2 separate regions of the Homo sapiens genome follow, and region 1 is linked to region 2. The links are chromatin loops, found by intact Hi-C in ENCODE. Cell type or tissue: B cell. All regions are shown on one strand. Each heading gives the region's core, and the rest is flanking DNA. Links, peaks and the distances in the headings are about the cores only. Region 1 overlaps SFMBT1 (Scm like with four mbt domains 1). Region 2 overlaps SFMBT1 (Scm like with four mbt domains 1).

Region 1 (16,479 bases), core at 5,092-13,091, 53 kb before region 2:
CCTGGGAAGCAGAGGTTGCAGTGAGCTGAGATCACGCCACTGCACTCCAGCCTGGTGATGGAGCGAGGCACTGTCTCAAAAATAAATAAATACAATAGGCTGGGTGCAGTGGCTCACGTCTGTAATCCCAGCACTTTGGAAGGCCGAGGCTGGTGGACGACAAGGTCAGGAGTTTGAGACCAGCCTGGCCAACATGGTGAAATCCCATCTCTACCAAAAATACAAAAAAATTAGCCGGGTGTGGTGGCGTGCGCTTATAGTCCCAGCTACTCAGGAGGCTGAGAGAGAAGAATCACTTGAACCGGGGAGGTGGAGGTTGCCGTGAGCCGAGGTTGCGCCACTGCACTCCAGGCTGGGCGACAGAGCGAGATTCCATCTCAAAAAATCAATAAATAAAATAAAATAAAAACTCTCAATAAACTAGGTATTGATGGAACATATCTCAAAATAATAAGAGCCATTTATGACAAACCCACAGCCAATATCATACTGAATGGGCAAAAGCTGGAGGCATTCCCCTTGAAAACTAGCACAAGACAAGGATGCCCTCTATCACCACTCCTATTAAACATAGTATTGGAAGTTCTCACTGGGGCAATCAGGCAAGAGAGAGTGATAAAGGGTATTCAAATAGGAAGAGAGGAAGTCAAACTGTCTGTTTGCAGGTGACATGATCCTATATCTAGAAAACCCCATCGCTTCAGCCCAAAAGCTTCTTAAGCTGAGAAGTAACTTCCGCAAAAATCTCACGATACAAAATCAATGTGCAAAACTCACAAGCATTCCTATACGCCAACAACAGACAAGCAGAAAGCCAAATCATGAATGAACTTCCATTCACAATTGCTACAGAGAATAAAATACCTAAGAATACAGTTAACAAGGGAAGTGAAAGACCCCTTCAAGGAGAACTACAAACCACTGCTCGAGGAAATGAGAGAGGACACAAACAAATGGAAAAACATTCCATGCTCACAGACAGAAAGAATCAAAATATCATGAAAATGGTCATACTACCCAAAGTAATTTATAGATTCAATACTATTCCCATTAAACTACCACTGACATTCTTCACAGAATTAGAAACAAATTTCACAGGAAACCAAAAAAGAGCCTGTATAGCCAAGACAATCCTAAGCAAAAAGAACAAAGGTGAAGGCATAGCCCTACCTGACTTCAAACTATACTACAAGCCTCAAAACAGCATGATACTTGTACAAAAACAGACATCCAGACCAATGGAACAGAATAGAGAACTCAGAAATAAGATTGCACATCTACAACCATCTGATTTTCAACAAACCTGACAAAAACAAGCACTGAGGAAAGGATTCCCTATTTAATAAATGGTGCTGGGAGAACTGACTAAGCCATAAGCAGAAAATTGAAACTGGGATTCCTTCCTTACACCTAATACAAAAATTAACTCAAGATGCATTAAAGACTTAAATGTAAAACCCAAAATTATACAAACCCTAGAAGAAAATCTAGGCACTAACATTCAAGGCATAGGCATGAGCAAAGATTTCATGACAAAAACGTCAAAAGCAATTGCAACAAAAGCAAAAATTGACAAACGGGATCTAATTAAACTAAAGAGCTTCTGCATAGCAAAAGAAACAATCACCAGAGCGAACAGACAACCTAAAGAATGGGAGAACATTTCTGTAATCTCTCCATCTGACAAAGGTATAATACCCAGAATCTACAAGGAACTTAAACAAATTTACAAGAAAAAACCCAACAACCCCATTAAAAAGCGGACAAAGGACATGAACAGACACCTTACAAAAGAAGACATTTATGTGGGCAACAAACATAAAAAAAAGCTCAACATCACTGATGATTAGAGAAATGCAAATCAAAACCACAATGAGATACCATCTCACGCCAGTCAGAATGATGATTATTAAAAAGCCAAGAAACAGGCTGGGCAGGGTGGCTCATGCCTGTAATCCCAGCACTTTGGGAGGCCGCGGCAGGCGGACCACTTGAGGTCAGGAATTCAAGACCAGCCTGGCTAACATGGTGAAACCCCATCTCTACTAAAAATACAAAAATTAGCCAGGCGTGGTGGCGTGTGCCTGTAATCCCATCTACTCAGGAGGCTGAGGCAGGAGAATCTCTTGAACCTGGGAGGCGGAGGTGGCAGTGAGCAGAGATCACACCACTGCACTCCAGCCTGGGTGACAGAGTGAGACTCTGTCTCAAAAAAAATAAATTAAATTAAAAAGTCAAGAAACAACAGATGCTGTTGAGGCTGCAGAGAAATAGGAACACTTTTACACTGTTGGTGGGAATGTAAATTAGTTCAGCCATTGTGGAAGACAGTGTGCCAATTCCTCAAAGACCTGGAACCAGAAATACCATTTGACCCAGCAATCCCATTACTGGGTATCTACCCAAAGGAATATAAATCATTCTATTATGAAGATACATGCACATGTATGTTCACGGCAGTACTATTCTCAATAGCAAAGACATGGAATCAACCCAAATGCCCATCAACAATAGACTGGATAAAGAAAACCTGGTACATATACACCATGGAATACTATGCAGCCATAAAAAGGAACGAGATAATGTCCTTTGCAGGGACATGGATGGAGCTGGAACCCATTATCTTCAGCAAACTAACACAGCAACAGAAAAGCAAACCCTACATGTTCTCACTTATAAGTGGGAGCTGAACAATGTGAAAACATGGACACATCGGGGGGAAAAGCATACATTGGGGCCTGTCAAGGGGGACGGGGGAGGGAGAGCATCAGGAAAAACAGTTAATGTATACTGGGCTTAATACCTAGGTGATGAGTTGATAGGTGCAGCAAATCACCATGGCACATGTTTACCCATGTAACAAACCTGCACATCCTGCACATGTATCCCGGAAATTAAAAACAAACAAAAAACATATTTCAAATCGAATCACTTCCCACCATATCTACTGGCTATCTCTAGTCCAAGGTCTAACCACAATATCTTCCACCTTTCAATTACACTTAAAATCTAAAATCTGTGGGACACTACAAAGGCCGTACATGACCTGATCCCTGGCTGCCTACCCTACCACTTTATCCCCAGCCAGACTCTCCAGGCTCACCACACTCGGGTGACAATGAGGTTCCTGCCATTCTTTAATCATACTCTTTCTACAAACCCTCTACATTTGCTATCCCTCAACTCAAAGAATCATCTCCCAGTGTCCTTCATGCTCCATTTCATTCAAGTCTCTACTCAAATGTTCGTCTTCAGAAAGGCAACAGTATCCATCTTTAGGCTCTGCTTCCCTTTTCTTTATGGCATTCATTCCTATTGACAATATACCTGTTAGATCATAAACTCCATAAAGTCAGGAATTTGCCACCTAGATTCTTACAATACTCTTGTTAAGTGAGCCAAGACTCAAATACTCTATAATCCAATAATCTCACTTCACATAAACTCCCTAAGAGCAGGGATGGTTGTTTTGTTGTTGTTGTTGTTGTTGTTGTTCATTGACGTATTCCTTCAGAACAATGCTTGTTATATAGAAGACTCTCAATAAACTGCTGAATGAGTACACCCTAGGGGAAACCATACTCCACATGACCACAAGGAGGTAAATATAAGGATGTTCATCACAGCAGCATTTGTAATATCAACAAACTGGAAGCAGTAAGTAGAATAGATAAGTTATGGCAACCCTTCAATGGAATACTACTACACAGCAGTTGAAATGAATGCTAGCGTTGACACAGATAAGTCTCAAAAACACACATCAAGCAGAAAAGGCAAGTGCAGAATGAAAAGCACAGCTAGGTTTCAAAACAAAACTTTGCAGTGTAATGTTTATGAATACATGCATATTAATATAAGAGTGTAAAGAAAAGGATGAAAAGAATACGTATCAACTTCAACAAAGTTACCTTTGGGGATAAAGAGAAGGAAACAGATTAGAAGGGAAGTACAAAAGAGGCTTAAACTGTATTATGTTTCACTTCTTTTAAAAAATGAAAATGCATGAAAAGATGTTCAACATTACTAATCATTAGGGAAATGCAAATCAAAACTACAATGAAATGCCATTTCACACATATTAGAATAACTATAAACAAAAAGACAAAAAATAATAAGTGTTGGTGAGGATATGGAGAATTAAGAATGGTTGTATATTTCTGGTGGGAATGTAAAATGGTACAGCCACTATAGAAAACTGTACAGTACTTCCTCAAAATATTTTTAATTATCATATGATCTATCTATCTATCTATCTCTCTATCTATCTATGCATGTCTGTGTATATACCCAAAAAGAATTAAAAAGAGGGACTCAAACATGTATTTGTACACAAATGTTCATAGCAGCAATATTCACAATAACCAAAAGGCAGAGGCAACCCAAGTGTCCATCAACAGACGAATGGATAACAAAATGAATGTGGTATATACATACAATGGAATATTATTTAGCCTTTTAAAAAAAGGAAATTCTGGCCGGGTGCGGTGGCTCATGCCTGTAATCCCAACACTTTGGGAAGCCAAGGCAGAGGACAGCTTAAGCCCAGGAGTTTGAGACCAGCCTGAGCAACAGAGGGAAATCTCGTGTCTACAAAAATATTTTTAAAAGTAAGCTGAGCATGGTGGTGAGTGGCTGTAGTCCCAGCTACTTGAGAGGCTGAGGTGGGAGGATCACTTGCAAGGTTGGGGCTACAGTGAGCAGTGATCACATCACTGCACTCCAGCCTGGGCTGTTAGAGACCCCATCCTCCCAAAAATAAAGTTCTGACACATACTACAACATTGATAAACAATGAAGACATTATGCTAAGAGAAATAAGCCCGTCACAAAAGACAAATGGATACCTACAGTAGTCAAATTCATAGAAACAGAAAATTAAATGGTGGGTGCTAGGGGCTAGGGAAACTGGGGAATGGGGAGTTACTGTTGAACAGGTATACCTTTCCATTTGGAAAGATAAGGAGATGGATGGCAGTGATTACTGCCCAACAATGTGAATGTACTTAATGCCAATAAACTATACACTTAAAAATTGTTAAAACGGCCTGTAATCCCAGCTACTCAGGGGGCTGAAGCAAGAGAACCGCTTGATCCCAGGAGTTCAAGACTGTAGTGTACATGATTGTGCCTGTGAATAGCCACTGCACTCCAGCCTGGGCAATGCTGCAAGACCCCACCGCTTTAAAAAAGGTGAAAGTGGTAAATTTTACATTATGGACATTTTACCACAATAAAAAATTAAAAACATATTGAACATTAACATTTATTAAATATTTATGCTAGGCACATGATTGTTTGTTGTAGTCTTTTCCATAGTTTTAATGTATTTGAAATGTTTTCATTAGAAATACAAGCCAATAATAAAGACAGCTTTGAGGGCAACTTGAAAGTACAGGCCAGCAGAAAGTCAATTTACATTACTAAAACTTAACAAGGCTGGGCATTCGTGGCCCTTAGCAAGGACTCTAGGTCCTTAAATAGCATGTTAATTTAAAAATAAAAAATAAGTAACAATTAAAATGATGAATCACTCAACTAAAATCTCTCACACAATGCTGAGAAGAAACAAGACTAATGATGTGATGAGATGATGAGCAAGATATATGAGAGTTTATTAAAGAAATAAATGCATAATCCTTAAATATATGAAAATGTGCAAATTTTGTTTTAAGAGAAATGCAAATTAAAACGACAGAGATATCAGATTGAAAAGAATTCCAAAGTGTGACAAGCCTCAATGGTGAGGCTGTAAACAGGTAAAGCATAATGACACAACCTCTGTGGAAGAAAACTTGGCAATATCCAACAAAATTACATATGTATTTACCTTTTGATCCAGCAATCCCACTTCTAGGAATCTATCCCAAAGATATGCTGGCAAAAATACAAAAAGACATTTGTACAAAGCCATTCATTGTAGCACTATTTGTAATACCAAGACTGGAAATAACCCTGACGTCCATCAATAAGGAAATGGTTGAATAAATATGGTATATGTATTCAGTACAGGTTGCTGTAAAGCAATGAGAACAATCTCTATATACTGATGTGGAATAATCTCCAAAATATACTGTTAAGAGTAACCACACTACCAAACAGTATTTTTTTTTGTATCCCTATTTTTTGTATAAGATGGGAGAGAGGCCAGGCGCAGTGGCTCATGCCTATAATACTAGCACTTTGGGAGGCCGAGGTGGGTGGATCACATGAGGCCAGGAGTTTGAGAGGAGCCTGGCCAACATGATGAAACCCCATCTCTACTAAAAATACAAAAATTAGCCAGGTGCATGGTGGCACGTGCCTGTAATCCCAGCTACTCAGGAGGCTAAGGCATGAGAATCGTTTGAACCCAGAGGCAGGGGTTGCAGTGAGCCGAGGTTGTGCCACTGCACTACAGCCTGGGTGACAGAGCAAGGCTCCCTGTCTCAAAAAAAAAAAAAAAAGGAGAGGGAGATGTGAGTATGAGGATATATGTATATACACTCACATATATTAGTTTATATTTTTAAAAATGAACAACAGGAGAATAAATTAAAAAGTAATAAAACTGGCTATATATATGGAAAAAGAGAAAGAATTAGTAATATCAGGTTGAAGTTATTTTATTTTATTTTATTTTATTTTATTTTTGAGATGGAGTTTCACTCTGTCACCCAGGCTGGAATGTGGTGGTGCGATCTCGGCTCACTGCAACCTCCACCTCCTGGGTACAAGAGGTTCTCTTGCCTCAGCCTTCCTAGCAGCTGGGATTACAGGCGCATACCACCATGCCCAGCTGATTTTTTGTATTTTTAGTAGAGATGGGGTTTTACCATGTTGGCCAGGCTGGTCTCAAATCCCTGACCTCAGGTGGTCCGCCCGCCTCGCCCTTCCAAAGTGCTGGGATTACAGGCATGACCCACCGCCCGGCCAATTTTGACTTTAGAAATATGCAGGCTCATTATACAATTTAGAAACAATTAAATTGAAATTAAAAAAATTCTATAAATTTCAAATAAACTGAAACACATGAGCTAACTGTTGGTGGGAAAACCACAAGAAAACAGGATTCCTTTAAGTAATGTTATTTATTTTTATTTGTTTTTGAGACAGGGTCTTGCTCTGTCACCCAGGCTGGAGTGCTGTGGTGCAATAAAAGCTCTCTGAAGCCTCAACCACCCTGGCTCAAGCAATCTTCCCACCTCAGACTCCCAAGTAGCTGGGACTACAGGTACATGCCACTGCACCTGGCTAATTTTTTTTTTTCTTTTTGGTAGAGACAGGGTCTCCCTATGTTGCCCAGACTGGTCTTGAACCCCTGGGCTCAAGCAATCCTCCTGCCTTTGCCTCCCAAAGTGCTGGATTACAGGCGTGAGCCACCGGGTCTGGCCTATGCCATATTAAAATACAATACTCTGACTATAAACACCAGTGGAATATATTTAAAAGCAAAAACTATAAAGAAATCTTAAACTGCACACTGTGGTTGATATCTAAAATGTTGGTATTATTATTTTAAAATAATTAGAGGACTTCTATAGGATAAAAACAAAGAATAATATTACCATCATTAGCAAACAAGACATTTCTAAAAGGGAAGAGATACAAGCATAAAATCAAAGAAGAAAAAACTTTGTAACCCTGTTTTATTTTTGTTTGTTTGTTTTGTTTTTTTGAGATAGAGTTTCCCTATATTGCCCCAGCTGGCCTTGAATTCCCAGGCTCAAGCCACCTCAGCCTCCCAAGTAGCAGGACTACAAGTGCATGCCACTGTGCCCAGCTAAAACCCTGTACTTTTAAATTTACATTGTAAGTATCAATGTAAAACCATTATTTTCTTTACTTTTCAAAAGATGTGTATTTTCATGGCTGGGCATGGTGGCTCACACCTGTAAATCCCAGCAATTTGGGAGGCTGAGGCAGGAAGATCACTTGAAGCCAGGAGTTTGAAACCAGCCTGGGCAACATAACATAGCAAGACCCCATCTCTACAAAAATTAAAAAATTGCTGGGGATGATGGCATGTGCCTGTGTTCCCAGCTACTTGGGAGGCTGAGGTGGGAAGATCACCTGAACTTAGGAGTTTGAGGCTGCAGTGAGCCATGATCATGCCACTGTACTCCACCCTGGGTGACAAAGCAAGATTTTGTCTCTAAAAAATAGAAAATAATTTTAAATGTGTATTTTCTAGCTATGTCTGTAAGTAAGGCCTAGAATAAATGACAACCTAGTATCAAATTAGCACTCCAGCACCCAGATTGTGGTCTCTAAATATCATACCTACTTTAAAGAAAAAAAAAGCTCCTCAGAGAAACAGCGGATTGCAAGTTTGGGGGGCAGGATATGTTCAGGAGGTACTTGGGAATCTTACTGGTCCAGAAAGCAAGGACTAACTGTATCAAAGGTACATGACGTCACATCAGAAGAACACAGGAACCAGTCTGAAACAACTCTTGCTGCTCTAGAATTTGATCATCAAATGAATGATGACAGCAATACATTCAAACTCATCAAATGTATACATATACATATACGTACTTAAATACATGAGTTAATAATATTTAACACAAAGGAAAAATCAACTTCTGAAATGGCAGAATGATTATTGCAGTGAACCCACTCTCCCATAAAAGAACCAAAGGACTGGCTAACCAATGAAAATCATCATTTCAAAGTCCTAAAATTAACCAAAGGCAGAGAACAAGCTAAAAAGCATCAATTCAAGATAAGCCACTAAACCTCAGTTAGAAGAGCAAAATGCGACATTTTAGGTTGAGACTATTCCCTTCCCTCTTCCTTCTCCAGCTCAAAAATAAAATTTTAGAGCTGAAAATAACCCAATTAATTAAAAAAAAACCCTCTATGGATAAGTTCAACAGCAGAATGAAGCAGACAAGAAAGAATGAGTAAAATTGAAGACAAAACAACAGAAAAAACCCAATCTAAACAACAGAGAGAAAACATTAAAAAAAAAAATGAAGAGAGTCTGAGGGACCTGTGGGACAATAAGATAAGCTTAAACCCAAAAAATATATACACCAGACTCAAACTTCCAAAAACTAAAGGCAAAAAAAAAAAAAATCTTAAAATTAACAACAGAGAAACCTCTCTTTTAAAGCAAAGCGTTGCGGGTGGGAGGTGGGAGAGTGTCCAATGACAGCAGATTTCTCATCAGAAACCATGGAGGCCAGAAAGAAGTAGCACAATTATTTTCTGAGAGCTGAAAGAAATGAGCTTTCAACCCAGGATTCCATATCCAGCAAAAATATCCCTCAACAATGAATGGGGAAATCAACATATTCTCAAATGAAATGAAATGAAGACAATCTGTCACTACTAGACCTCCTTTAAAAAAAAGACTAACGGCCGGGTGCGGTGGCTCAGGCCTGTAATCCTAGCACTTTGGGAGGCCGAGGCGGGCAGATCACAAGGTCAGGAGATCGCGACCATCCTGGCTAACACGGTGAAACCCCGTCTCTACCAAAAATACAAAAAATTAGCCGGGCGTGGTAGCAGGCACCTGTAGTCCCAGCTACTCGGGAGGCTGAGGCAGGAGAATGGCGTGAACCCGGGAGGCGGAGCTTGCAGTGAGCCGAGATCCCGCCACTGCACTCCAGCCTGAGCGACAGAGCAAGACTCCGTTTCAAAAAAAAAAAAAAAAAAAAAATAGGACTAAAGCCGGCGCGGTGGCTCACGCCTGTAATTCCAGCACTTTGGGAGGCCGAGGCGGGCGGATCACGAGGTCAGGAAATCGAGACCATCCTGGCTAACAGGGTGAAACCCCGTCTCTACTAAAAATACAAAAAATTTGCCGGGCGTGGTGGCGGGCGCCTGTAGTCCCAGCTACTCGGGAGGCTGAGGCAGGAGAATGGCGTGAACCCGGGAGGCAAAGCTTGCAGTGAGCCGAGCCGAGATGGCGCCACTGCACTGCAGCCTGGGCGACAGAGCAAGACTCCCGTCTCAAAAGAAAAAAAAAAGGACTAAAGCCGGCGCGGTGGCTCACGCCTGTAATCCCAGAACTTTGGGAGGCCGAGACAGGTGGATCACAGGGTCAGGAGATCGAGACCATCCTGGCTAACACAGTGAAACCCCGTCTCTACTAAAAATACAAAAAGTTAGCCAAGCGTGGTGGTGGGCGCCTGTAGTCCCAGATACTTGGGAGGCTGAGGCAGGAGAATGGTGTGAACCCAGGAGGCGGAGCTTGCAGTGAGCCGAGATCACGCCACTGCACTCCAGCCTGGGTGACAGAGCGAGACTCAGTCTCAAAAAAAAAAAAAAAAAAAAAAAGACTAAAGAAAATTCTCTAAATAGAAATGAAGTGACAAAAGAGAGAATCTTGGAAAATCAGGAAAAGAATAAATGACAACATAAAGAGTAAAAATACTGAAAAATATAATAAATTTTCCTTCTCTCAAGTGTTCTAAATTATATGTTTGACAGTTTAAACAAAAATGTTAAGCATGTCTGATGTGGTTCTCAAAATATGTAGAGAAAATATTTAAGGCAATTATAAATAAAAGAGGGTAAAGAGAAGTAAAAGTAGGTAAGATTTCTATACTTCACTTTAATAAAATGAAGATTGTGATAAGTTATATATATATATATATACTATAATACCTAAAGTAACCACCAATAAGTGCTACAAGAGGATATACTCAAAAACACTACAAATCAAAATGGAATTCTAAAAAAAAGTTCAAGTAACCCACAGGAAAGCAGAGGGAAAAAAAGAACACAGGAGCCAGTCTGAAAGAAATCTCACTGCTCTAGAGAAACAAACAAACAAAAGCAGAAAAAATAAATAAGCAAAAAAGGCAGACTTGAATCCAAACATATCAATAATTACATTAAGTATAAATGGTATACATACATCCTATAAGGCCAAAATTTTTAAAAATTAGTGTATGCTGTGTCAAGAACCTTATTTCAAATATAATTATACAGGCATGTTGAAAAGAAAAGGATGAAAAAGATATACCATGCAAATGTTAATAAAAGAAAGCTGGAATAGGTAAATCCTAGAGACAGAAAGTAGATTATGGATGTCAGAGTCTGGGTGGAAAAGGAAATGATGGCTAATGGTTTGTTGTGATGGAATGTTCTGGAATTAGATAGCAGTGATGGTTGGAAAACTTTGTGAATAGACTAAAAACCTCTGAATTATGTACTCTAAAAGGGTTGATTTTATGGTATGTGTATTGCATCTCAAAAAACATATTTCAATAAAGTTTTTTGAAAAACCTCAACAAAAAAACCAATCTTTATTAATTAAAAATAAACCAATTGATAATGAGCCAAAGACATGAAGAGACATTTCACTGACGAGGATATGCAGATGCCAAGTAGGAACATGTAAAGATGTTCAATATCACTGGCGGCCATGAGGGAGGTACAAATTAACACCAGGATGAGCTGTCACTACCCACCTATCAGAATGGCTTAAACAAAAGTAATGACAACACCAGATAGCAGTGAGGATGTAGAGAAACTAGAACTCTCATATACTGCTGGTGAGAATGTAAAATGGCACAGCCACTCTGGAGCATAATTTTGCAGTTTTCTTTACTAAATATGATCTAGTGATTGTGCTGCTGGGTATGTACCCCAGAAAAATAAAGTATTATATACACAATTGTTAATAGCAACTTATGTGTTGGTAAGAGCCAAAAACTGGAAACAACCAAAATGTACTACAATAGATGAATGGTTAACCAAACTGCAGTACATTCATGACTGCTCCTCCACAATAAAAAGGAACAAACTGTCAATATACGCGAGAGCTTGGATGGATGTCAAGGGCATTATTAAAGCCCATCTCAAAAAGCCATGTACTGTGTTATTCTATTTATGTAACATTCTTTAAATGACAAAATTACAGAGATGGAGAACAAATTAACAGTTGCCTGGGATTAGGGAAAGTCAGGGGAAGGAGGATAGGTGTGGGAGCTCTTTGTGGTGATGGAATAGTTCTGTATTTTGACTGAGGGGATGGTTCCAGGAATCTACACATGTGACAAAATGACATAGAATTGCACATTCTTTATACTAACATCAATTTCCTCAGTTTTATATCATATTATAGTAACTAATGAGAGAAACTGGGTGAAAGGAACATGAAATATGTCAGTAAGTACTATCTTTGCAAACTCCTGTGAATGCATAATTACTTCAAAATAACTAGAAAGTAATCATCAAAATTTTAATGCTATTTTAAAAAAGAAGTCTGTTCAAAACAGTTTCTTTTTTTTTTTTTTTTTGAGAAGGAGTCTCGCTCTGTTGCACAGGCTGGAGTGCAGTGGCGCGATCCTGGCTCACTGCAAGCTCTGCCTCCTGGGTTCACACCATTCTCCTGCCCGAGTAGCTGGGACTACAGGCACCCGTCACCACACCCAGCTAATTGTTTGTATTTTGTTTAGTAGAGACGGGGTTTCACCGTGTTAGCCAGGATGGTCTCGATCTCCTGACCTCGTGATCTGCCCACCTCGGCCTCCCAAAGTGTTATGATTACAGGTATGAGCCACCGCGCCCGGCCTTGTTCATAACAGTTTCTTATTTTTTCAGCAAACATTATTAGTAGCCCCTAGTGCCAGGTTCTCTGAGAGGTACAGAAGATGGCAATGAAAAACAACTTAAGACTTCAAAGAGCTTCCAGTTCAGTGGTAGAGAAACAGACAATATAACACAGGCAAGTAATATAATTGTGCATCCTAGAGAATAAATTCTGAGAATAAAACCAATACCTGCATCAAGCTGCTGCTCCCCGTTCATTTCCACAGCATATAGGCAGGCTATATCCTCCCAAAACAAAGGAAAGGCCTATGGTTCTGCTAGGATCTGAAGATTACTTGCAGGTTTCAAGCATCTGTTCAATGGGTATCCACGGGTCCAAATGAAAGTGCTGAAAAATGAAAAAGAACACATTAAACAGCCTGAAGCCCAAGTGTGCTCACTCACTCATCAAACAGGGCACTCGACTGGTTGAGAGATGACATAAGACAAAAACATACTGGCAGAATAGATAGGACTGGAGGAAAAAATTGATACCTTTTCTAATTTTGAAGAGTCTGTATGTGTATGTGTGCGCTCATGTGCGTCTGTATGTGTAGAGAACGCACACTATCGAGATCTTGATAATAAATCTAAAACTCACAACAAAGTAAGATGCATATGAATCATTACCCTTTAAATTTACATTACCATACTTAGCACCATGATTCCTATACACAAAACTCCAGTTCCTAATGGTCTCCTAGGGAGACAGGGGAGTTAGCTTTCAATGCTGTCTTACACAACGAATATGATTCAGGATAGAGTATTACTTTATCTAATTTTCCATCTCATCTATCTAGAATATTATGCAGATCCATAAATATCAACTGTATTAGCCTACAATTATAAAGAGAATTCCTCCAAAATAAGCTTTGAACCTGCTTATTCTTTTTTTAAAAAACAGCTTTAGGGCTGGAAGCGGTGGCTCATGACTGTAATCCCAACACTCTGGGAGGCTGAAGTGAGAGGATTCCTTTGAGCCCAGGAGTTTGGGACCAGCCTGGGCAACATGGCAAAACCTCACCTGTACTAAAAATACAAAAACTAGCTGGGTATGGTGGCGCACGCCTGTAGTTTCAGCTACTTGGGAGGCTGAGGTGGGAGGATGGCTTGAGTCTGGGGGACGGAGGTTGCAGAGCCAAGATCGCACCACTGCACTCCAGCCTGGGTGACACAGCCAGACACTGTCTCAAAAAAAAAAAAAGAAGAAGAAAAGCTTTATTGGGATATAAGCCACATACCAAAATTTCCCATTTTGAGGTACAAATTAATAATTTTTAGTAAATGTACAAAGTGTAACCATCATAATTGAATTTGAGAATATTTCTATTATCCTGAAAAGAAGCCAAATGCTCACTTGCAGTTCCTTCCTATTCCATCCCTAAGCTCAAGCAACCACTCATCTCCTTTGTCTCTACAGATTTTGCCTTTCCCAAACATTTCACATAAATGGAACCATATGAAATGTGGTCTTTCATATAACCTTGGTTTTCTTTCACTTATCATGTTTTTGAGGTTCATCCACGTTGCAGTATGGATGAATCTATTTATTCTTGCTTTATATATACATGTAAAATAATCTAAGATATTAATCTAAGATATTATCTTAATATGTGCCTAACAGATTAGAAAGAGTAAATGAAAGGGAGAAGAGAGCTGCTACAGGAAGGCATGGCATGAACTAACTGCAAGAGCGACAATACAGAAAACTATAGCATTGGGATGGGTACTTAACAGCACAGCTTTGGGAGTGATATTCTGCAGGATCAAGCAATTCTATACTTCTCAAAAGTTTTGAGTGTGTATTAGAGCCCCCAGTAAATGATTCTCATAAGCAACTTTAATCATGAAGAAAAAGCTTAGCTTTTAATACATCCTTATACCACTTTTGCCTGAAAAGGTACCAGCTACCTAAAGGACAATAGCTTAAAATGGGTAGGGATGGCCAGGTGCGTGGCTCATGCCTGTAATCCTAGCACTTTGGGAGGCCAAGGCGGGCAGATCACTTGAGCCTAGGAGTGAAAGACCAGCCTGGGCAACACAGCAAAACCCTGTCTCAAAAAATATATATGAAAATTAGCTGGGTGTGGTAGTGCATGCCTGCAGTCCCAGCTACTTGGGTGGCTGAGGCAGGAGAATCGCTTGAGCCCAGGAGGCTGAGGGTAAGGCTGCAATGAGCCAAGATCATGCCACTGCACTCCAGCCTGGGCAATGAGAGTGAAATCCTGTCTCAAAAAAAAAAAAGTGGGGAGGTAAGGAAACCTAGGTTCTAGTGCCAGCTCTACTGATAACTAGCTATGCAATCTGATACGCTACCGTATTATGTCCATTTTTTATCTATAAAACAAATAAAGATCTTTTTCAGATTTTAAATTTTCATTTCATAATGAGCGTAGAAAACGTTTTGATAACTATTAAAATTGTGGACATCCCACTTGAGATAAATGCCAATTATCCCAAATCGTATCACAGAATATAAGCACCGAAACCCACACTTTCAAAGATGGGAACAATTGAAAAGAAACTTGAGAGTGATGTTTAAGGCTTCTAAATGTGCTCTCTTCCCTCAGTTTACTTTTCTACCCCAAGCCCAAAACATCCAAACTGTATCACTCCACCTACCAATTTATTCATCCCCATATACTTATCAAACACCAGCTCCTTACCAACCACTACTGTAGGGGTGGGGTAAAGTAATCAAGAGAGATATGGTTCCTGCTTTCATGGAGCTTATTTTCAACTGCAGGGAGACAAATTAAGCCAACAATAAAAAAATTATTTAAATTGCTAGCAAGTAGAAGTACTAGATGATAAGAAAGAATATAAAGGCAGGTCTAACCTAAGGTCACTGACAGTGTCCCTGAGAAAATGATACAGCAGCTAGGCAAAAGGGGGAGAAAAGGAGGACTATTCCAGGCACCAAGAACAGCATAAACCAAGGCTCTACAGTGGGAAGGACCTGAAGGCTGCTGTGGCTAGAGCATGCAAACCAACAGAATAAGTGGCAAATAAAAGACTGAACAGGAAGAGAAGGGATAACAGCAATTAATATTTACTGAGGACTGCCTACGTGCTGGGGCACTGTTTTAAGCAGGTTGTTGACAGGTTCAAATTTCTATGGCTCTAATTTAGTGGATAATCTCCACATATAAAGTCTTGACACTTCAGCATGGTTTTGATAGAACGAAGTCAGTGCTAAATAAATATCTGTTGGGTCACTAGGCTTTGAAGATGTCATCTACTGTTTATGTTCATGAGCTCTTGGAACATGCTAGAGTATTTTGTGCAGAGAGCCACAAAGTACAAAAATAATAATGAAGCTTCAAAGCCAAAAGGCATTAAGTGGAGAGATGCAAGTCTTACGTAGCAGAAAGCTAAGGCTGTGACATTTTTTCAACCTTACATCAATCATTTAGATTTTAGCCAATGAGCAATCAGTTCATCATCTTAATAGGATCACAAGAAATAGACTGATGAAGTCTTCTGCTGTGGAACATCTGTTCACGCTCTCTCTTTATTGTTAGCCTGCTGTCTTTTCATGCAGTAAAGAAAAAACGGTAAACTATCCAGGCGCTTAGTATATGAAAATTTAATTCACTTTTCCTTTATTTCCTGTTCATATTAAATTGTCTTACTGTCATCATTTATTTTATCATTTATTTTGGTATTATCACCCTCTTGTAGTGAACAGAACACACTAAGAGTTACTCATTTAAGGCCTGGTGAGGTGGCTCACGCCTGTAATCCCAGCACTTTGAGAGGCCGAGGCAGGTGGATTGCTTGAGATCAGGAGTTTGACAGCCTGGCCAACGTGGTAAAACCCCATCTCTACTAAACACACACACACACACACACACACACACACACACACACACACACACACTAGCTGAGTGTGGTGGCGGGCCAATGTGGTAAAACCCCATCTCTACTAAACACACACACACACACACA
Region 2 (16,479 bases), core at 4,765-12,764:
TCTGGTGCTAGATAATACAATCCTTCACTCTTTCAGTAAGTTTGGTTTTTAAACACATGAATCACTTATTCATTCAACAAATATTTACAGTTGACCCTTGAACAACACAGGCGTCAGGATTACCAACTGCCCTCACAGGAAAAAATCTGCATGTAACTTCTGACTCCCCAAAACTTTACTAATAGCCTACAGCTGACCAGAAGCCTTACTGATAACATAAACCGTGGATTAACATGTTTTGTATATGTATTATACACTGTATTCTTACAATAAAATAAACTAGAGAAAACAAAATATTAGAAAAATTATAAGGAAGAGAAAATATATTTACTATTCACTAAGTGGAATGGATTATCATAAAGGTTTTCATCCTCACGGTCTTCACACTGAGTAGGCTGAAAAGGAAGAGGATGGGTTGGTCTTGCTGTCTCAGGGGTTGCAGAGGCAGAAGAAAATCCACATAAAGTGGACCCATGTGATTTGCCCTGTGCTGTTCAAGGTCAACTATATTTGGTTTCTATACTATGCTCTACTATGTAGCAGCTACAGAGATTTAAAACATGATCCCTTTGCCTCAAGCCAATAGGAAACAAGCTAAAAGCAAGCAATCATAATGAAAAGGAAGGATGTTTTAAGTAGTAAAGGAGAAAGAAAAAAGAAACTCAAATGGATTCTCTCATTCTCAACAAACAAGCAAGTGAAACTTCTTTGGGTAAAGAGAGAACAACCAGAAAGCTATTCTGGCTCTTCAGTGCTCCTACTGCAAGGAGTGCAAGGGGGTGTGGTGCAGGAAGCCTGAGCTACCTATCCCAGGGGAGGACAAAGGGAGACAAAGGCATCAAGAGAGAGCAGCTGGGCAGTGACCGAACATGGCTGCCAGGCCAGGGGAAAGTAGCACATGGGTCCTGACTGAACCCTCTGTGGGGCTGGTAAGCCCTTTCTAGTCCAGAGATGCTTTTGGGAGGAGGAGGTGAGTGGCAGAAAGAAAATTATACAAGAAATTTTCTTAATGTTCTTTACACAATATACATGGGGAAAATGCACAAGGGGGTAATTGTGGAGCCATGTTTCAAAGTAAGATGACATTCACTTAATTTGTACAACCAGAATACAGTGTGTTTTTCTGTAATGATGTTATTTATAGCCTAGTACTTGTTTGACAGTACCTGACTGAGAAAGTGACAAACATCTCTGTATATATAGAACTTAACTTATAAAACATGTTTAAATAAGGTAATTTGCCCAAAGCTTCTCCATTGAATTTTAATTCCACAATATTTGTTATACCATATCAACAAAATGACACCAGATAAAAAAGACCACTAAGCTCAGAAACATCTATTTGGTATCTGTATCTTCGGAACTGTCTTCCACTCAGTATTTACCAACACAGTTAAAAACCAGCATATTTACAATGCTTCTTTACCAGCCTGCTAGCAACTTGTCTCTATCTACTACTGAGCACCTCCTTTGTTCTTGGTACTTCCCAGGGGATGATGGGGTGGCCCAATAGGAAGCTCAGTCTTGCCCTAAAGGATTTTACAGTTACAGATAGAATCACTAGAGAAATTTCTGAAATGCAAGGCTTTTCAAAATTAGCTGCCAAAAAAGGGAGAGTTAACTGTGGGTCAAAATAGCTGCAAACAGCTTTACCAAAAGAAAGGCATAAATTTCATCTTCAAGGACAGACAGAATCTTGGAAAGGTAGAGGAAAGGGTGGAAGGCATTCCCAGCAGGCCAAGCAGCATGCAAAGGGTACCAAGGCTGGCATCAGGCTGGCATCAGGTCGGCAAGGGGCAGGGTGGAAAGTATGCTCGTGTGTAAGGTGGCAGGAGGGATCAATCTGCTGGCATAGATAACGAGGCCCCACAGAAGAGTACATATAATACATAAAAGTTCTATAGTACACAAACAGCACCAAACAGGAAAGACTTGAGGAGTGCTACATTTTATAGCTGCCAAGTGACATATACTCAGTTAAAGGGCAGTTAGGACCAGCAGCAGACCAGCAGGAAGGTGTTGGACTAGCCCAGAGATCAAAGGCTGTGGGCTTAAAGCAGAGAAGCGGCCATCAGAATGGTGTCAAAGGATTGAGCCTAAGAGACATTTCAAAGTAGGAAATGACAGAAAAATCAAAGATGACTCCAAATTCTAGCATGTGAAAAGGAAAATAAATACTGGTGCCACTGAAAATACTGGGATAGTAGTTAAGAAGAACTGAGGTTTGGGAGTGAGGGAGGTGTAAAAGACTGGTGTGTTCACCATGACTAGTGAACTCTGTGGTAATGAGAGTGGCCACCCAAGTGAAGAAGTCCTGGAATCAGCTACAAACCAGGCTGTTGTCAGATGACAAAGTAGAAGAAAGGTTGGATTGTAGGTTTGCAAGTCAACTGGCATGCTGAAGGTAACTACTAATCAGAAAATCTCACGGAGAAATGAACAGAGAATGAAGGAGAGACCACAAAAAAAGAGAGGTAGGAACTAACACTTTTTAAGTATCTATGTGCCAGCCACTACATGAGCCACTTTGTATAAATTAAATACAGAAAAAATTGAGAGGTAGGAAACCTAGAAAGTTTCCTCTCACAAAGAGGAGTGCACCAATGACAAAGCCAAACATGAAAGGAAATTCAAGAGAATAAAGGCTGAGAAAAGAAAGGACACTGGCCTTGCCACTACAAAGGTTACTGGCACCCTCTGGGAGAGATTTCCAGTTGTGTGGTGGAAGCCGAGGCTACGATGTGGGTGGCTGAGAAGAGAAGGACAGATACAAACTGAAGGCCGTGAATAAGAAGTAGGCATTTAAGTCGCTGCGCAGCAAATGGACAAGATTCAATGGCTGCTAAAAAGGACAGAAGTGCCTTGCAGTGAGTGCTCTTTTTTTTTTTTTTCCCGAGACGGAGTCTCGCTCTGTCGCCCAGGCTGGAGTGCAGTGGCGCGATCTCAGCTCACTGCAAGCTCCGCCTCCCGGATTCACGCCATTCTCCTGCCTCAGCCTCCCGAGTAGCTGGGACTACAGGCGCCCGCCACCACGCCCGGCTAATTTTTTGTATTTTTAGTAGAGGCGGGGTTTCACTGTGTTAGCCAGGATGGTCTCGATCTCCTGACCTCATGATCCGCCCGCCTCTGCCTCCCAAAGTGCTGGGATTACAGGCGTGAGCCACCGCGCCCGGCCGAGTGCTCTTAATCCTTTGCTTATTTTAGTAATAGGAAAACACTGGCCAACAAACCCAAAAGTCAAAGGTTAGGGCCTACATATCATATGATTCAAGGTAATGCAATTATGGGAAAATGGAAGACACAATTTAGTTTTTGCAGGCTAAATTTCCATCACCAGCAAATCTAGTTCAGCTATAAATATAACAAATTAACATACACTGATTGGAGCATATTTCACCTGCTTTATAGTTGAAAAGCTAACATCTCTCAAAACTCAATGCTAAAGAGACTAATAACAAAAATACAAAAAAACCCATAAAAAATTATAAATATTTTATACTACCTTTCCCAAACCGTAAACCATATTTTGAAAAAGCATCTAAAAGACCAATCACAATCATCTGAAAATCTGCTTTAGGAATTGTGGAGCTACTGGATTTGATTATAATGTTGGCAAAAACACTTGCTGCTTCAATGGAAAATATTTTCATCAATATTTCCAGTGATGGGCTCTAAGTTGAGATAGTACAATTCATTCATGAAACTTGCTAAGTTACAATTTATGCACTAGTTTCTACTCAAAATGGTAAGGGTAATCATTCTTCAATCTTTCACCTAAAGAGTAAAACTCTTCTAGGTGGACAACAGGGAACAGGTAAACTTAGAATTGCCAAAGAATATTACGTCTTGAGTATAACTCTTAGTGGTATTGTATGGCTAAGTTGTTCAAAACAGACCAGAGGTGAGTTTCTGCTAAATTCACTTTTCTATCCACTGCTAGCTGGAATCAACTTTTTTCACATTCTAGGAAATGATTACTATATTTGCTCTTGCCAAAATGCTCTCACCATTTTGTTACTATTAGATAATAATCCATTAATAGTAAATTTAATTACTTCAAGAAGGAACACAGTTTATTTATAAAGAATCTTTTTTTTTTTTTTTTTTTTTTTTTTTTTTTGAGATGGAGTCTTGCTCTGTCACCCAGGCCGGAGTGCAATGGCGCAATCTCAGCTCACTGCAACCTCCGCCTCCTGGGTTCAAGCGATTCTCCTGTCTCAGCCTCCCAAGTAGCTAGGATTACAGGCGCCCACCACCACACCCAGCTAATTTTTGTATTTTTAGTAGAGATGGGGTTTCACCATGTTGGTCAGGCTGGTCTCGATCTCCTGATCCCAGGTAATCCGCCCATCTCAGCCTCCCAAAGTGCTGGGATTACAGGTGTGAGCCACTGCTCCCGGCCAAGAATCATTTTATTTAAATAAACTGCCTTGCAGTCAGGGAGGAAGAGAGCTGACACTTAGTGCTTACCGCACTAGGCACCATGTGATATGATACCTCTTCCATCCCACCACCATTTGAAATATTCCCATTTTAAAGGTCAGGAAATAAGAGACTCAAAGAAGTTATTTAACTTATCAAATATCACACAACTAGTAAATGACAGCCAAATCCATAACCTAAGTTATTCTGCCAACACACCGAGCTGCCTGCCATTCAAAAATAAAATATTTACATGTAAGGCTTTTTCCAAAATGGATTTCCTCATCTTCTATCATTTCTTCTTAGGCATTTCACTGAATGTCCTAAAGCCTCAATTCAGGAAAGAATTGAGATCACTTCTTAGAAAGTTTTTAGGTGAGGCGCAGCGGCTCATGCCTGTAATGCCAGCACTTTGGGAGGCTGAGGCAGGAGAATCGCTTGAGCCCAGGAGGTCAAGTTTACAGTGAGCCGTGATCACACCACTGCACTCCCGCCTGGGTGACAGAGTGAGAGACCCTGTATTTAAAAAAAACAAAACAAAACAAAACAAAACAAAACAAAACAAAACAAAACAGTTTCTAGAACCACCACCCAATGAATCAACTAACAAGAAGAAACCTATCTGAGAGCTTTTACTGATAACAGATCTTCATAAAAAGCTCTGGAGACCAACAGTAGTACATCTAGTCTACCTTATAAACTGTACAACTATTTTTACAATATTCTTTATTTTCGCAACACAAAATCAGGTGTCACAGTCTCTGACAGGGGTGAGTCCTAGGCTCTCTTGGGACTAGACTCTAAAGGACAGGCCCTCAGTGTGTGATGGAGTGAGTGAATGAATAAAGACACAGCCAGCATAAATGTTAATACAGCAGAGAGAAACTATGAATCTGGAGGACCCCCAAAATGAAAGCATAAAGCAACCTCCCTCAACAAATGTCATTTAAAAAGCCAGAATCATGTTTGAGTTATATAAAAAGTAATAGGACCGGGAGCAGTGGCTCATGCCTGTAATCCCAGCACTTTGGGAGGCTGGCACAGCAGATCGCTTGAGCCCAGGAGTGGGAGGCCAGCCTGGGTAACATGGTGAAACCTCGTCTCTACAAAACTTAGCTGGGCATGGTGGTGTACGCCTGTAGTCACAGCTACTGAGGAGGCTGAGTGGAAGGATCATTTGAACTCAGGAGGCAGAGGTTGCAGTGAGCCAAGATCATGCCACTGCACTCCAGCCTGGGTGACAGGTGAGAGAGACCCTGTCCCAAGGAAAAAAAAAAAAAATCATTGTATTTTAATTGGCAATACCCCAATTAAAGCTACAAGAATGGTTATCATAAAAAAAAAATAGAGAATAACAAGTGCTGTCAAGGATGTGGAGAAACCAGAAGGTAAAATGGTATAGGCAATTTGAAAAAACAGTTTGGCAGTTCTTCAAAAAGTTAAACATAAGAGTTACCATAGACCCAGCAATTCCACTCCTAGGTATATACCCAAGAGAAATGAAAACAAATGTTCACACAAAAACTTGTATAGCAATGTTCACAGCAGCATTACTGACAACAGCCAAAATGTACAAACAACCCAAATGTTCATCAACTGATGAGTAGATAAATAAGATGTGACATAGCCATATAGTAGACTATTATCTGGTAATAAAAACAAATGAAATACTGATACACACACAATATGGATGAACTTCAAAAACTTTATGCTAAATTAACACCAGGTCCAAAAGACCACATATTATATGATATCATTTACACAAAATGTCCACCATAGGCAAATCTAGAGAGACAGAAAGTAAATTAGTGGTTGCCTTAGGCTGAAAAAGCAGGGAAAGGGCATAACTGCTAATGGGTACAAGGTTTTTTTTCTGGAATAATGAAAATGTTCTAAAATTAGATTATCATGATGGTTACACTACCCTGTAAATATACTGAAAACCAATGAATTGTATACTTTAAGTAGGTGATTTTCCTCTTATTTTTTAAATAAGAAAAAGCTTACAATTGTTTGCTTCTCATTTTTCTTCTTCACACAGCAAGGCCTGCAGTAGGGAAGACTTATTTCATCAAGAACAGTATACTATGGTTTTTCTTTGATTTAGAATACTGTCTTTCTAGCACCCTACTTTTAGCAGTAAAAGAAAATAAAGTTAGGAATTTCTAACATTTAGAAAATAATCATTAATAAATTAAAGGACAAAGTGAAAAAAAAAAACAAAACCCAGAACTTTAAGCTTACACCTCTAACTCCAAAGCAGGAGGAATTTGCTTGGTCCAGCTCAGCACACCAGACACTACTACACTCTCTGAGCTCTAATAACACTTACCATCATAGTCTTGATCATGGATTGCGGTGCGAACCTCCAGAGATTGCCTCAAGCCAAAGACATGTCAATCTAGCTGAGGTCAGGGTGAACATATATCCAACTTTCAAAGCATACAATCAATGTCCAACCTTCCCAATGTGGTTGTATCAACACACATACCACAAGCGTGAATAACAGCTCCAGTGGCTCTACGTACTCAGTGACAGTGGGTTTTAAAATTCCTGCAAATCTAGTGAGTGTGTAATGACATATCCCCGTGTTTTAATTTGCATCCCCCAATTAAAGTGAGACAATGCCTTTTCTTATGTTTACTGACCACTGGATTCCCTCTTTTGAGAAGTGCCTTCTCAAGTCATTTTCCTACTGGGCTGTCTTCCTTATTTATTGATTTGAAGGAATTCCTCACATATTCTGACAGTTCTATGTGATTATTTATTCTCCCATTCTGTGGCTCATTTTTTCACTCTCTTTATGTCGTCTGTTGATAATGGTTTTAATTTTAATGTAGTCATATTTATCAACCCTTTCCTTTACAGTTAGTGCTTTTTGCCTCTTATTTTAAGAAATTCTTCCCCATTCTGAAACCACAAAGATCTTCGCTTATTGTTTTGCCTTTCACATTGGAAATTTCTATTTTGATTCACATTGGAAAGATCCAATTTCCTTTTTATTTTTCCCATCTGTAAAACTGATTATTGTTAACTAGATTCGTCTCCAGTGTCTAGACTTATATAACCACTAAGAAAAATAGGAACGAATGAGATCCTCCTTTTGTTGAGGATCTACTATGCTACTATGCTGAGTACTTTATATACAGTATACAAATATACAGTAATTCTGCAAAGTACATTATTACTAGTCCCATCTTAAAGAAAATGAAACTAAGGCTAAGAAACACACCCAAGCTGTTAGAAGATAAAGATGGGATCCATGCCTGTCTAATCTAGTGCCCATAATATTTCTGCACACCATACTACTTTAGGTAAGAATGTGATCTCTGGATAAAACAGGAAATATTTTCATTTTGAGGATGTTGCAGTCACTTTACTCTCCAGGTCCACTAGTATAGTGACACTTATTTTTTATTTGGCAGTTCTTTTATTAATTCACTCAACAGGTATTTCTTGAATTCCTACTACCTGCTAGGTACTGTTCCAGGATCCAGGGATGAAATAGTGAGCAAAACAAAATCCCTACCCTCTTGGGGGTTTATAGGCTAATCAGATCAGAAGTGTAGTCTCCCATGTCTATTCTACATTAAGTCTTACACAGTTAGTAAAGGAAACCTTCCTCCAACAGAAGAGTGACAGGACTGCAACATGAAGCACTCTCATGGAACAAGAAGGAACTTAAAGAGCAACTTGGAGAAATACCAGTACTCATATGAAACAACCCCACGAAATAAAGCATCCCATGCCTCTTCCCTTCTCCTGCAGCTTATACCTTCACTCTTCAAAAAAAGCAATATAATTACCTTAACAAAATGAGCATGACTTCTTGTAAACATCTATATACACCTTGTGCTGTTTCTAAACTCTTTTCCTTCTCTATTTAAAAAAGATGCTTTTCAGTGTGTGGCAAGTAACAATAAACTGCTTTTTCATTTCTTTAATACGAACTGGAAGTCTATGCATACTTAGAAAATTGCATACTTAGAAAATTGAAGAATAGGCTGGGCACGGTGGCTCACGCCTGTAATCCCAGCACTTTGAGAAGCCGAGGCGGGTGGATCATGAGGTCAGGAGATCGAGACTATCCTGGCTAACACGGTGAACCCCTGACTCTACTAAAAATACAAAAATTACCTGGGCATGGTGGCACGGGCTTGTAGTCCCAGCTACTTGGGAGGCTGAGGCAGGAGAATCACTTGAACCAGGGGAGGTGGAGGTTGCAGTGAGCCGAGATCGCATCACTGCACTCCAGCCTGGGCGACAGAGCAAGACTCCATCTCGAAAACAAAACAAAAAGAAAAAAAAGAAAAAGAAAATTGAAGAATGCAAGAAGCAGGCAAGAAAAAAAGTTAGTTCTGCAGTACAATATGAAGGCCAAGAACTTCCTTTATTTTCCCACCACCTGCCTGGATCTGTTTTCATCCTTCAGAGAAAGGAAAATCCCTTCCCTGAAGCTCTAGACACCACCCTGTTCCCATATTTACTCTGTAACCTAGAACCTTCAGTTAGACCCCATGTTCTACACCCCTATCTACCATAACAGTCCCATAAGATCAGCACACAAACAGGCTCTCATGTTGCTATCTCAATAGTAAAAGAAAACCCCTTTGTGCCCTCCAAGCACTTCTCCATTTCTCTGCTTCCTCCTCACAGCAAGCCGTCTCATCTCAGAGGCTTGCCTTCATATGGCATTTCCTCATTTCCTCCCCAGTCTGGCTACAGCCTCACCTAACTCACTGGTACTGCTCTTGTCCAGGTCACCAATGACCTTCCAATTGCTAAATCCAATGGTTTGCTCTCTTATCTTACCAGATCCCCTCCATTCTACACAGTAAACTGCCACTTCTCAGAGGATTTTCTTCTCTCAGGTACTGTGACACTACTCTCCTGGTTTTCCTTCTTCCTCTTTAGCCAATCCTGTCTCCTTTGCTGCCTCCTCCAGAATCACAAGCTCTAAAGCTTGGAATTCCTTGGGGTTTGGTGCTGTGTTCTCTTCTTTTTTTCCCATCCACACTGGAATTCTCTTCCTAGGTGATGTCATGCAAACTCATGGCTATAAATATTATCGATACTCATACCTGTAATCCCAGCATTTTGGGAGGCTGAGGTGGAAGTATTGCTTGAGCCCAGGAGCTTGAGACCAGCCTGGACAACACAGTGAGACTTCGTTTCTACAGAAAAAAATTTTTTTAATTAACTGGATGTGGTGGCCTGTATCTGTAGCCCCAGCTACTGGGGAGGCTGAGGTGGGAGGATCACGTGAGTCCAGAAGGTCCAGAGGGCTGCAGTGAGCTATGATTGTATCACTGCACTCCAGCCTGGGCAACAGAGAAAGACCTTGTCTCAAAAAACAAACAAAAAAAAGCACACGCATGTGCATGTGTGTGTGTGAAATCAATGATTAAGAGGACTCAGTCACTGGTGTGTGTGTGTGTGGGGGGGGTATATGTGTGAAATCAATGATTAGGACTCACTCACTGAGCTCCAGACTCACATATCCAACTACTCATTTGGAATTTCCATTTTAATGTTACATGGGCAACCAAAACTTTTTCCTTCTCAACCCAACTCTCCCCAGGTTTCCCCATCTCAATATTACAGGACCAACCTAGTCAAAAACTTAGAAACCACTGTTGATGGCTTCCTCATCCTCACCCTGTCCATGAGCAAGTCCTATTGAGTCTAGCCACCATGAATTTTGAAATCAAACACTTCTCTCCATTTTTCACTGTCATCATCCTAGTCCATGCCACCTAGACTATTGCAGCGACCTCCAAACTGTCTCCCTTTCCGCATTTGGAAGTCCATTCTCCATAGAGCATACAGGCATTTTTTAAAACACAAAGCAAATCATGACACAAACCTACTTAAAACCTTTCAGTAACTGACTAAATAGTAAAATCAAAACTCCTTACTGGGATATACGAGGCCCTGCAAGATCTGGTGTCCCCACTTACCACTTCGGCTTCTTTCCATTCACACTCCCACTGTTGGTTCCTAGTTCACCACAGACTCCAATCTCAGGGCCTCTGCAGGTGCTCTACCCCTCACCCAGCCTTCTCTACACGTGACTGCTTCTTGCCTTCCACAGCTTAGTCTAAAACCAGTACATAAAGATTTTTTTTTTTCTTGCCGTGGCCAGTGAGTACCAAGAAAAAAAAAAGTAGGCCGGGCGTGATGTAATCCCAGCACTTTGGGAGGCCGAGGCAGGCGGATCACCTAAGGTCAGGAGTTCAAGACCAGTCTGGCCAACATGGTGAAACCCCGTCTCTACTAAAAACACAAAAATTGGCCAGGCATGGTGGTGCATGCCTGTAATCCCAGCTACTCAGGAGGCTGAGACAGGGGAAATCGCTTGAACCTGGGAGGCGGAGGTTGCAGCGAGCCAAGATCACACCACTGCACTCCCGCCTGGGTGACAGAATGAGACTCCATCTCAAAACAAACAAACAAAGAAAAAACAAAAATAAAGAAAAAGAAAAAAAGGAAAAAAGAGACTTTTCACTCTATTGAACACATCCCCATCTTATTTTCTAATACATCAGTCAGATTTCCTGCTAGCATTTATCACAATTACTAGATTTTACTTATTTCCTTACTGGTTTATTATCTCCCTACCTTCCTGCAATACAAGCTGTTGTCTTTTTTGGGTAGTATATTAAAGCCGATACATGTTTGTAGAATGAATGGCAGAAAAACAAGTCGAGGATGGAAGAAGGAGGGAGAAGGGGAAACCAAGAACAGAGAACACATTTCCAATCTATACCCAGGCTTCCACCCAGAGTTTTGTAATACAGGTTTTTCCATACTAAGTAAAAGTAGAGGCCGGGTACGGTGGTTCACGCCTGTCATCCCAGCACTTTGGGAGGCTTAGGCGGGCGGATCACCTGAGGTCAGGAGGTTGAGACCAGCCTGGCCAACATGGAGAAACCTTGTCTCTACTAAAAATACAAAAAATTAGCCAGGCATGGTGGTGCGTCCCTGTAATCCTAGCTACATGAGAGGCCGAGGCAGGAGAATTGCTTGAACCCAGGAAGCAGAGGTTGCAGTGAGCTGAGATCGCGCCACTGCACTCCAGCCTGGGCAACAAGAGTGAGACTCCGTCTCAAAAAAAGAAAAAAGAAAGTAGAGGTCCCCTATTGGCTACGTTGAGCCTAACAGTGATATATAATAAACTTAATCTATTCGTAAAGGACATCTCTAACAACAATCTTTTTTACACTCAGTACATTTCTAACGAAAGACCAAATTCAATTATCACTTCTCTACAACTAGTCTTGGGAGTAACTAGTATGTACCTAAATTTGCTGAAGTAAATCTGGAGACAATTTTGCTTAAAACCTGATGTCAAGGAGTGGAAAAGGTAATATGAAACTCAAATGCTTTATGCCTACCCTCATTAGAAAATGTCTCTAGGAAAGCAAAATGTTAAAGCTGGGTGATGTGTAAACTGGGGATGTATTATATTATCTCTACTTCTGTGTTATGTTTAAATTTTTCCATAATAAAGAGTTAAATAAATAAAAGTAAATGCCTCTATGAAGTCAAAAGACAACAAGTATCCATGGGTCACAGACATACTCCTGGCTCAAGTGCACTCTGTTGCCATTTGGAGATTTAATTTAAATCAGTTGATGGTTGCTAACAGTGTCTCCATAAGTCTTATGACCTAAGGCCTTCATCAGGGCCTTTTTGGGAGAATCGGAAGACACAAGGAAGCAGGAGTCCCCTTTCACCTGCTCTGTGTCACAGCCTTCCAGCCCCAGCACCACCAACCCAGCCCCTTTCTATGGGAGTTTCCAATAACCACAGCTCAAAAACAGCAACCGCAGGGAGAAATAAAATCATTTACAAGGGGAAAAGAGAAAAAGCACGCAGAAGGGGAAAATATTAATACATTATTTTTGCTTAAATTCAAACCAACCATTTTCCCCTAGAATTCTGATGAGGTAATATTTCTTCTAAAGCAGCACTTCAAATTCAGGAAGGGATTCATAGAAGACTAAATGCAAAAAGAGCAGAGGCCAGCAACCCCACCCAATAAAGTTTCTTCTCTCAAAGATTCCTCACCGCTCTCTAGAATTCGTCTATGGCATTAAATAAAAAGTGGTTAAGAGGTGAAAATTAAGGCCTCACTTACTAGGTGAAACAAAGAACAGAAGAATCTAAGCTACTCTAGCAGGTGTTTGTTTTCTACTGTAGAAACAGCCTAGCTGGACTGGGTGCGGTGGTTCACACCTGTAATCCCAGTGATTTGGGAGGCCAAGGTGGGCAGATCACTTGAGCCCAGGAGTTGGAGACCAAACTGGGCAACATGGTGAAACCCCATCTCTAGTAAAAACACAAAAATTAGCTGAACATGGTGGCATGCGCCTGCAGTCCCAGCTACTCGGGAGGCTGAGACAGGAGAACTGCTTGGGCCCAGGAGGTAGACGCTGCAGTCAGCCATGATCACACCACTGCACTCCAGCCTGGGCGACAGGGTGAGGTGCTGTCTCAAAAAAAAAAAAAAAAAAAAAAAGCAAACATAAGACCCTGTTTCTATAAAAAACAAACAAACAAATAAATAAACCAGAATGAAGAAGCAAAATACACTATAGACATACAGTGGAATATTATTCAGTCTTTAAAATGAAGGCGATTCTGACACGTGTTACAATGTGGATGAACCTGGATGATACTATGCTAAGTGAAATAAGCCAGTCAGTCACAAAAAGACAAATACATGACTCCACTTCTATGAGGTACCTAAAGTAGTAAATTTCATAGAACTGAAAAACAGAATGCTGGTTACCTGGAGCGGGGTGGAGCGGGAAATGGGAAGTTATTATTTAATGTGTATGGAGTTTAAGTTTTACAAGATGAAAAGAGTGATGGAGACGGACTGTGGTAATGGTTGCACAACACTATGAACATAGTCATACCACTGAACTGTATACTTAAAAGCAGTTAAGATGGTAAGCTTTATGAATGCATTTAATACCACTAAACTATACACTTAAAAATGGTTAAGATGCTAAATTTTATTTTGCCACAATAAAAAATTTAAAAAAGTCATCCCTAATAAATAGCTTATTAATAACTTCATATCATAAATCATGTAGTTACCAAGTATGTTTAGATTTTGGTGTCCTTGTTCATAAAGTGAGAAGAGGAAAAAAAGAGGAGCAACCCGACCTTTAAATGACAGCAGGGTCCTGAGTAACAGATGACTCTAATCAGATCAGGAGAGGTCAATGTGATCCTTTATGTGACAGAGATCTAATCTGGGACATGGTTGGGCCTAAACACAGATTTACTGAACTCAAGGAAATGAACACTTAATCACACTAAGAGATCAGGGCCACAGTGAAGATATGTTTCCTGTCTTGTTCCATTTCTAGAGGCTGAGTTCAGTTTTGTGGTTCAACACATGGATATGACTAGGCTAAACTGGGATTTAATTCTTAGCTTTCTTATATTTCAGTCATGGTCTAAGATCTCACTCTGTGTTATTATTTGGTGGCACAACCCAAACTACTCAGTTTAATTTGTTCTACATCTAAATTTATCTCCATACATGAATTAAATAAATACCATCTGTGCTGGATAGTGTATGCTGGTACTTAGTCCCACATCTACCCTTCCAGACTCTCCCTGCATCATCAGGCCTGAAATCTACATTTCCAAACCCCCCGTCAGCTGTGCTCCCATTAGGCTCTGGCAGCAGCACTGGCAGGAGTACAGGTTCCTGCTTGGTTGCAGCGAACTCCAGTAGCATCAGTGAGAAATGCGGGTTTGTGGGCTCTGGTTTGTAGGCACCTTCTCCCTTTTGTTCCTACAGCCCTTTCTTTTTGTAAACAATTCCTAGAATTACATCCCTCTTGAATGAAACACCTGGAGTGGTTTCCTGACTAGACACTCGCTAATAGCCCTCCAAATTCAAAATTTATATAACTCATGGGCCAGGGTAGGGAGCTATGCTATGAAATACTCATTCATCCATTCATTCAACAAATTCTTAGTGAGCAACTACTATGGACCAGATGCTGTTCTAGGTACTGCAGATATAGTAGGAAACAACACAGACAAAAATCCTTGTCCTCAAGGAGCTTACATTCTAGTGAAGGAGAGGCAATACTCAGGATAAATAAATAAAACACATAGTGTGTAACACAAGTGCTAAGGAGAAAAAAAATTAATCAGGGGCAGGGATATGAAATGTTGGAGAAGGGTTGAAATTTTAGATACGTCAACTGTCTGCGTGTCACAGTCGGGTGGTGTGCTTGCTTCCAAGTCTGGAGGTGGGTGGTTAGAGCCTGTTCTATGAAATTTTAGATACGCAGGTCACTGAGATGATTTTGGGGGAAAAAACCCCAAAGAGGTAAGGGAGCTAGTTACTCACATAACTGTAGGAAGAGCATTCCAGGCGAGGGAAGATATGTCCAAGAGTCCTAAGGAGGAAGTCTCCTTGGCATGTTCCTATGTGGAACAGAACAGGCAATGGCGAGGATATCTGAGAGATGGGGAGGGCCGGCCATGAGAGCCTTGTTGGCTATGATAAAGGCTTTAGCCACTGCAGTAAATTCTGAGCAGAGTAACATCATCTGACTCACTTGCTAACAGGGTCGTTGTGTGTCAACAACAGACTGCAAGGGGCAAAGGGAGAAGTAACAGGGAAGACAGCTAAGAGGCTCCCGAAATAATCCAAGTCAAACTGAATGATCGCTGGGACCAATGTGCTAGCACTACTTAGAGGGTGCTAAGCAAATTCTGAATATATTTTGAACTCCCATCTGGGCCTTAAAAAGTCAGGGGCCGGTCCAACAATCTCGCTGGAAATCATACAACAGAAACTTCGAAGGGACTCCTACCAGGTGTAAGAATATAACGAATATTATAGAATTATTTAATTATCTTTGTCTAAAGCCATTATATTGTTTATGTTTTGATATTTAACCAAATATAAGAATATAAAGGCTTTGGCCATTATATATAAGAATATAAAGTATACAATGACTTTAGCCAAAAATAAATAATTGCAAATTAACATTCTCCAATAGTTATTATAGGGGAAAACTAATTTATAACATGCCAGGTTATAAAACTTTTAATATTTTTATATAAGTATTATAGAAACAGTACAGAAATATGTAAGTACCTATTAATCCAGTTTTTATTAAACTGGTCAAGTTACAGAAAAAACATGACCTTCTTAACTGTATTTTCAAGAGGATAATTATCAAAATGTAAATTTTCTAGACAGCCAATGAAGAAAGAAATTTAGAACTAGAAAAAATCTGGGAGTCCCATTCCCTTCATTTTTGGACTAAGGTAACAAAGCCCAGATATATAAATGAAGCCTGGTCATTCTTCAAGCATCAAAACATATTTCAGGCTGGGTGCAGTGGCTCACGCCTGTATCCTAACACTTTGGGAGGCTGAGGTGGAGGGATCACTTTAATTCAGGAATTTGAGACCAGCCTGGGCAATGTTGGGAGACTTTGTCTCTACAAAAAATTTTAAAAATTTAAAAATTAGCCAGGCATGGTGGCACACGCTTATGGTCCCAGCTACTTGGGAAGCTGAGGTGAGAGGTCACTTGCGCCCAGGAGGTAGATGATTCAGTGAGCCATGATTGTGCCACTGCACTCCAGCCTGGGTGACAGAGTGAACCCCGTCTTAAAAAAAGAAAAAAAAAGAAATTCAACACTGTGATGGAAATATTTCTAGAATATATTTTTACTTCCCTATCTTCTTAAAACAGAGACTCCTAAACATACTTCATCTTTGCCTTGGTAACTCTAGCCTCTCTAAAGAGCAACTATACCCAGCCCAGGTGTGATGCTGGACTTTGCTGACTGCTGCCTCCACTATGCAGCCCTAACAATCTCTACTCATCTTGCTCCCAGCTGATGGTGTCTGATCTACACGGAAGGCTGGAAAACAGTTAAGAACCATACATCAGCTTTGGTGCGGGAGCTTTATAACAATTATTGTCAGCACTTGAAAACTGATTTTGCTTTCTCTCAGTGTTGGGCTGTGTTTTGAAGAGCTAATATTGCGTGCAAATGG

Evidence for each region. Peaks named below come from ENCODE experiments on the same cell type or tissue, not always from the same donor. Only the 100,000 strongest peaks of a DNase experiment are listed, where the experiment ranks them.
Region 1: it touches region 2 in a loop (1.8-fold over the local background); 3 of 110 quality-filtered maps call a loop at or near these places.

What each region holds. Positions count from the first base shown.
Region 1 is chr3:52,956,382-52,972,860 of GRCh38, forward strand. SFMBT1 (Scm like with four mbt domains 1) reads right to left here. Exons shown (of 21, transcript NM_016329.4): 2 at 12,720-12,877. The coding sequence starts at 12,747. Among named protein-coding and RNA genes, the nearest start is that of STIMATE-MUSTN1, 67 kb to the left of the region's middle. In B cell, for the core only: no CTCF peak of the experiment used is centred there; no DNase peak of the experiment used is centred there; H3K27ac peaks cover 274 bases.
Region 2 is chr3:53,009,527-53,026,005 of GRCh38, forward strand. All of the region lies in intron 1 of SFMBT1 (Scm like with four mbt domains 1), which reads right to left. Among named protein-coding and RNA genes, the nearest start is that of SFMBT1, 28 kb to the right of the region's middle. RefSeq lists an enhancer at 9,015-9,064. In B cell, for the core only: no CTCF peak of the experiment used is centred there; a DNase peak (open chromatin) is centred at 8,985; H3K27ac peaks cover 2,267 bases.